Linked DNA regions of Mus musculus: region 1 is linked to region 2. The links are chromatin contacts, found by Hi-C or POLR2A ChIA-PET in ENCODE. All regions are on one chromosome and are shown on one strand. Each heading gives the region's core, a stretch centred on a gene start or an enhancer-like site at or near the end of the contact. The rest is flanking DNA. Distances are from core to core; before and after follow the strand shown. Region 1 holds the start of Dpep3 (dipeptidase 3). Region 2 holds the start of Lcat (lecithin cholesterol acyltransferase).

What was found. A loop is a pair of places that touch in the nucleus more often than their neighbours do. ChIA-PET counts read pairs that join two places held with the same protein, here RNA polymerase II (POLR2A).
Region 1: a loop to region 2 is called in a map of v-Abl transformed pro-B cells, with 2.2 times the contacts of the local background. The contact joins the promoter of Dpep3 here to the promoter of Lcat in region 2. A Hi-C loop is called at or near these places in 2 of 37 maps with a recorded cell type or tissue (both v-Abl transformed pro-B cells). POLR2A ChIA-PET finds 5 or more read pairs at or near these places in 2 of 5 experiments (Patski and embryonic stem cell).

What each region holds. Positions count from the first base shown.
Region 1 is chr8:105,978,056-105,980,755 of GRCm38, reverse strand. It overlaps Dpep3 (dipeptidase 3), which reads left to right and starts at 1,337. Exons shown (of 10, transcript NM_027960.2): 1 at 1,337-1,742; 2 at 1,918-2,044; 3 at 2,485-2,614. The coding sequence starts at 1,465.
Region 2 is chr8:105,942,085-105,944,784 of GRCm38, reverse strand. Lcat (lecithin cholesterol acyltransferase) reads left to right here and starts at 1,383. Exons shown (of 6, transcript NM_008490.2): 1 at 1,383-1,560; 2 at 2,298-2,454; 3 at 2,532-2,647. The coding sequence starts at 1,407. Slc12a4 (solute carrier family 12, member 4) reads left to right here. Exons shown (of 24, transcript NM_009195.3): 22 at 79-263; 23 at 377-510; 24 at 612-1,195. The coding sequence ends at 703.

The DNA of each region.
Region 1 (2,700 bases), core at 88-2,587, 36 kb before region 2:
TTAGTGGTAGAGTAAGAAAGACTCGTCTACAAAGTGAGTTCCTGGACAGCCAGGGCTACACAGTAAAATCTATCTTGAAAAGCAAAATAAATGAATTTTTAAAATATCTGGACATAGGACTCAGTTTGACTGGCACGGCAAATGCTTGTACCCACTGAGTCATCTTGATGCCCTTCATTTTGTGAGTACAGTAGAAATAAGAGGGTACTGGATTCCACTCTAAGTGGTTGTAAGCCACCATGTGGTTGCTGGGAATTGAAGTCAGGGTCTCTAGAAGAAAAGACGGTGTTCTTAACCCCTGAGCCATATCTTCAACCCCCCAAAATGTATTAAGAACCGGTCTTAGTGTATATTGAAAGAAGTGTTCAGGGACGGGGAGGGGTACTTAGGAAAAGGTAATTAATAAAAAAAGGTGTAGGTTTCTCAGCAGAGAATCCTGCTCTTGGTTGGTTGGTTGGAGACAAGCTTTTCCTCCATATAGTTCACACTGGCCTGGAACTCTGTGTAGCCCACGTTGGCCTTGAGTGCTTTGAAATCCTCCTGCCTCAACCTTCCAAGTACTGGAATTATGCATGTGAGTTACTATGCATGGCTTGGTGGGGTTTTGTTGTTTTTGTTGTTTTCTTTTGATGTAGGGTATTGCTATGTAGCCCAAGTTGGCTACAAACTCACAGCCCTGCCTTTGCCTTCTGACTGCTAGGATTATACACCTGGCTGGGTAGTCTTTCTTCTGTTAGTAGCAGTGCATCTCTAGATAACAGCAGTACTGCTGATAGCTTAAACTCAGCCCAGGCAATATAACAAGACCTCACCACAAAAACAAGACTAAGCCGGGCGGTGGTGGCACACGCCTTTAATCCCAGCACTTGGGTGGCAAAAGCAGGCGGATTTCTGAGTTCAAGGCCAGCCAGCCTGGTCTACAAAGTGAGTTCCAGGACAGCCAGGGCTATACAGAGGAACCCTGTCTCAGAAACCAAAAAACCGAAAAAAAAAAAAAAAAAAACAAGACGAAACCTAACAAAACCCACACAGATTTAATTCACTCCTCTACACAGAACTTAGCACATCACAGAATATTTGACCCCACTGAAGGCACCAGCACTTTCAGGCACTAACACACATAGGTCTGGCCAGGGGGTGAGATTAGTTAGATTTCTGGCCACTAGCAGGCCCCTTCAACTCAGCCACAAACAATGAGGTAGTTGACGAGCGCTGCAAGCAGAGACCCGCCAGGCCCAAGGGGGCGCCCTTCTACTTGGGGGAGCGGAAGGGAGGTGGTGCCCTCTAGCGACTGCGCTTGTAGGAGTGGAAAATTCCAGAGCGTCCGTTGCGCAGCAGGGTGACTGGAAGCCCTTCCAAGCGAGGCCACGTCCTAGGGACCCTGAATCGAAGGTCCGAACCCATTGTCGCCCTCTGCCCTATCCCTGCCCTTCTCAAGCGCTCTTGTGACCAAGACTGAGCACCATGCAGCCCGCGGGTCTTGAGGGTCCACGCGCGCTCGGCCTGCGGCCTCTGGGGCACCGGCTGTCCCTGCTGGGGGTGTTACTTCTAGTTCCGTCTCTGTGGGTAACCTGCACCCTGACTACTCCGAGCCCCTCCAGTGCTCCGACAACACCGGAAGCCTCCAATGCCACGACCGCTCCAGGCATTCCTAATGACACGGCCACGTCAGGTGTGACCAGTGACCCTCGCCTTCGAGAGCAAGCACTGGCTCTGATGCGAGACTTCCCACTTGTGGATGGGTGCGTATGTGCGGGTGTGAGGCATTGGGGGTTAAGTTATACTATCGAGAAACATCCCTCCCCTTATACCTTTCCTTTGCCATACACGGGGACCCCCTTCTCCCTTTGACCCCATTGCCTATGGAACTGCCCTGCTCTGGAGGCCATGTTCTCACGCTGACCACACCATCTCCAGCCACAACGACCTGCCTCTGCTCTTGAGAGAACTTTTCCAGAACCAGCTGCAGGATGTGAATCTGCGCAATTTCACCCGTGGCCAGACCAACCTGGATAGGCTCAGGGACGGCCTTGTGGGTGCCCAGGTAACGCAGTACCAGAATGATGGAAATGTTGGGGACACGGAAACCTGAGAAGGCCAGGCTCTCAATAACTAGGTATTTGGAGCATGCCGCACACCGTCATGCAAGAGCATATAAAGAGTTTGAAGGCCAACACAGAAGAGCTACTTAGATGCTCAGGGTTAGTGGAAATACATATAAAATAATCAGGAATGTTCTTGTGCGTGTGGGGGTTGCTGGATCCACAGAGGATATGGTAACATCACCTGTGACATCCACATAGGATCATGGACAAACAGCAGCTATGTGTCACTCAGCCCCAGCATGTCCACTGGCTGCCAGGCTTAAATATCATGAGGGTACTATGGAGAGCCATTGATTTAAATGGGCTGAGGCAGGAAGGGCAGGCCTAAGGCTTTGAAGACCATACTGGTCTCACTGTGAACCCCTGGACCTACTCCTAGTTCTGGTCAGCCTACATCCCGTGCCAAACCCAGGACCGGGATGCCGTACGCCTAGCCCTGGAGCAGATTGATCTCATTCGTCGCATGTGCTCTGCTTACCCTGAGCTGGAGCTGGTGACCTCAGCTGATGGTGAGCCAGAAAAGAGCTTGGGACTGACTCCAGTGGTTCTTTTCTTGGGATACGATCATTTGACTCACCCCTCCCCCAACCCCCAC
Region 2 (2,700 bases), core at 134-2,633:
AGGCAGGATAGTCCTATTGGGCCAAGCAGGCCCCCATTTTCCCAGGGTACCAAGGATATCTCCTCTGGTTGTCCTCAGGCCCAGCTGGTAAAGGACAGGCACTCGGCTCTTAGGCTGGAGAGCCTCTACTCCGACGAGGAGGAAGAGTCTGTGGCAGGGGCCGACAAGATCCAGATGACGTGGACCAGAGACAAGTACATGGCTGAGCCCTGGGACCCCAGCCACGCCCCTGACAACTTCCGGGAGCTGGTGCACATTAAGCCGTGAGTACAAGCCATGGTGAGGTCTGGAATGGAGGGAGAGTGGGGACGGGCATGCTGTGCAGATGGGCCAGGGACAAAGATCGCTGGCCTGTGACCAGCCACTTGGTCTGCAGGGACCAGTCCAACGTGCGGCGCATGCACACTGCTGTGAAGCTCAACGAGGTCATTGTCACGCGCTCCCACGATGCCCGTCTGGTTTTGCTGAACATGCCTGGCCCCCCTAAGAACAGCGAGGGCGACGAGAACTGTATCCTTTTGTGTAAATGCTGACAGTGGGGAGAGGTCCTCTCCTTGAGTGGAAAGTGGCCTTGGTCCTGTGGCTGCCTCCTTGACCTGACAACCCTGCAGACATGGAATTCCTTGAAGTCCTAACCGAGGGCCTTGAACGGGTGTTGTTGGTGCGTGGCGGCGGCCGGGAAGTCATCACCATCTATTCCTGAGCCCCGATGGAGTCTTGTGGCCTGGAGTTGGGGTGTCTAGGACAACAGTGCCCGGCCTTGCACCTACTTGCCAGTTCTGCTTTGCCCAGCCTTGCTTTGGACCAGCTCTGCTACGTCTCCAGGGAAACCAAGCTTGGGCCTTGCAGTGGAAATGGATCCGAGGGCCCAGGGGACCCTGGTGGATTTAGGGACTGTCCCCTCCCATACTCCAATAGAGGCCTATCCTGACTAGAGAAGACTGGTGAGGGTTGATACGGGATTTGAATTCCCAGATGGGCCCACAAGTGCTATTTATTGTATATTTATTGTTTGGATGTCATCATTTCAGAAAGGGGAAGAGGGGCACAGTAAGAGGGGGAGCTGAGCTGGGCCTGCCTGCAGGAAGACCTGGCCCAGGCTGCTGTGGGCAGAGGCCCTCATCAAGCCAAGTGGAATGGAGCCGGCCAAGCTGAGCCTGACTTTTTTCAATAAAACATTGTGTACTTCTGGGCCTCCTGCTGCTCCGGCTCTTTTTTCCCTGGCGCCAAGGGAAGAAAGACGGAACTGAACCCCAGTCCAGAGCCAGATCCCAAAGGCTATGCCCCTTCCTGGCCACCCCCATTGGCCGTCTGTCCCTCCCACTGGCCCCGGGGGCCCCTCCCACCCCCGGTCCAGATAAGGCCAGCCCAGGACTGCCTCATCTGTCAGTAGGCACTGGGCTGTGATGGGGCTGCCTGGCTCCCCATGGCAGCGGGTGCTGTTGCTGTTGGGGCTACTGCTCCCTCCTGCCACCCCCTTCTGGCTCCTCAATGTGCTCTTCCCCCCGCACACCACGCCCAAGGCTGAACTCAGTAACCACACACGGCCTGTCATCCTCGGTAAGCCCCCACTAGGCCCCTGATACATCAAGCGAGACCCCGGGGAGCCTGGGTCCTAAGCCCGACAGCAGCAGATTCTGTCAAGGTTCTCTTGGCCCACCATGAGCCCTCACGAGCCTGAATTGGTGTGGGGAAGGACCAAAGGCTCGTTCTCCAGAGACATCACTCCTTTCTTCTTCATACTATTCTGTCTCCAAGTTGTCTTCTCCGGGGGTCTGGGGTTGGGGTGGTGGTCGGCGAATGGGAATAGATTTGCCTGAGGCCTTGGCCAGGGCACTACAAGCCATGACCAGCTCTAGATACATTGGATACTGGGTTAAGTCCCACACTTCCTTGGCCTCTGTCTTACCAAGAACAAGATACCCAGCCAGAGATACCCAGCTATCCCAGGCAGGATAGCAGGAGAGGTCTGTAAAGGCCTGCCCCCTGTTCAAGGCCCAGCCCCTGTCCCCCCTTACCTATTTGTTCTCCCCTTGGACTTTGGCAATAATGGAAAGCCAGGCTGGGTGTTTGCTTTGTGGGGGCAGGGGTCAGTGGCCTTGGTTCCTGGAACCTTCCGTGCCTGAAGGGAGCCTGGAATCAGCGGTACCGGTGGGACAGTAAGAATGGAGCCGGAGAGAGGTGTCATTAGAACCTTGAGGAGGGTGTACGAGATGGAGGGGTGGGCTTTTTTGGGTGGTAGGGTTGGGGGGTTGGAGAGAAGCCAAGAGGTTCAGAACAAAAGCTGGTGCCCACAGTGCCTGGCTGCTTGGGGAATCGGCTAGAAGCCAAGCTGGATAAACCAGATGTGGTGAACTGGATGTGCTACCGTAAGACAGAGGACTTCTTCACCATCTGGCTGGATTTCAACTTGTTTCTCCCCCTCGGGGTGGACTGCTGGATTGATAATACCAGGTATGTCCTGTGTGGTCTACCAAACCCCTGCACGTTGACCCTTGGCTGCTGGCTGCTAAATGTCCCACTATCCCCAGGATTGTCTACAACCACAGCTCTGGGCGCGTGTCCAATGCCCCTGGTGTCCAGATCCGTGTCCCTGGCTTTGGCAAGACCGAATCTGTTGAGTACGTGGATGACAACAAGCTAGCAGGTGTGTGTACCCGGGAAAGGCAAGGACTCTTCTTGGCCACCGGGCTAGCCTGC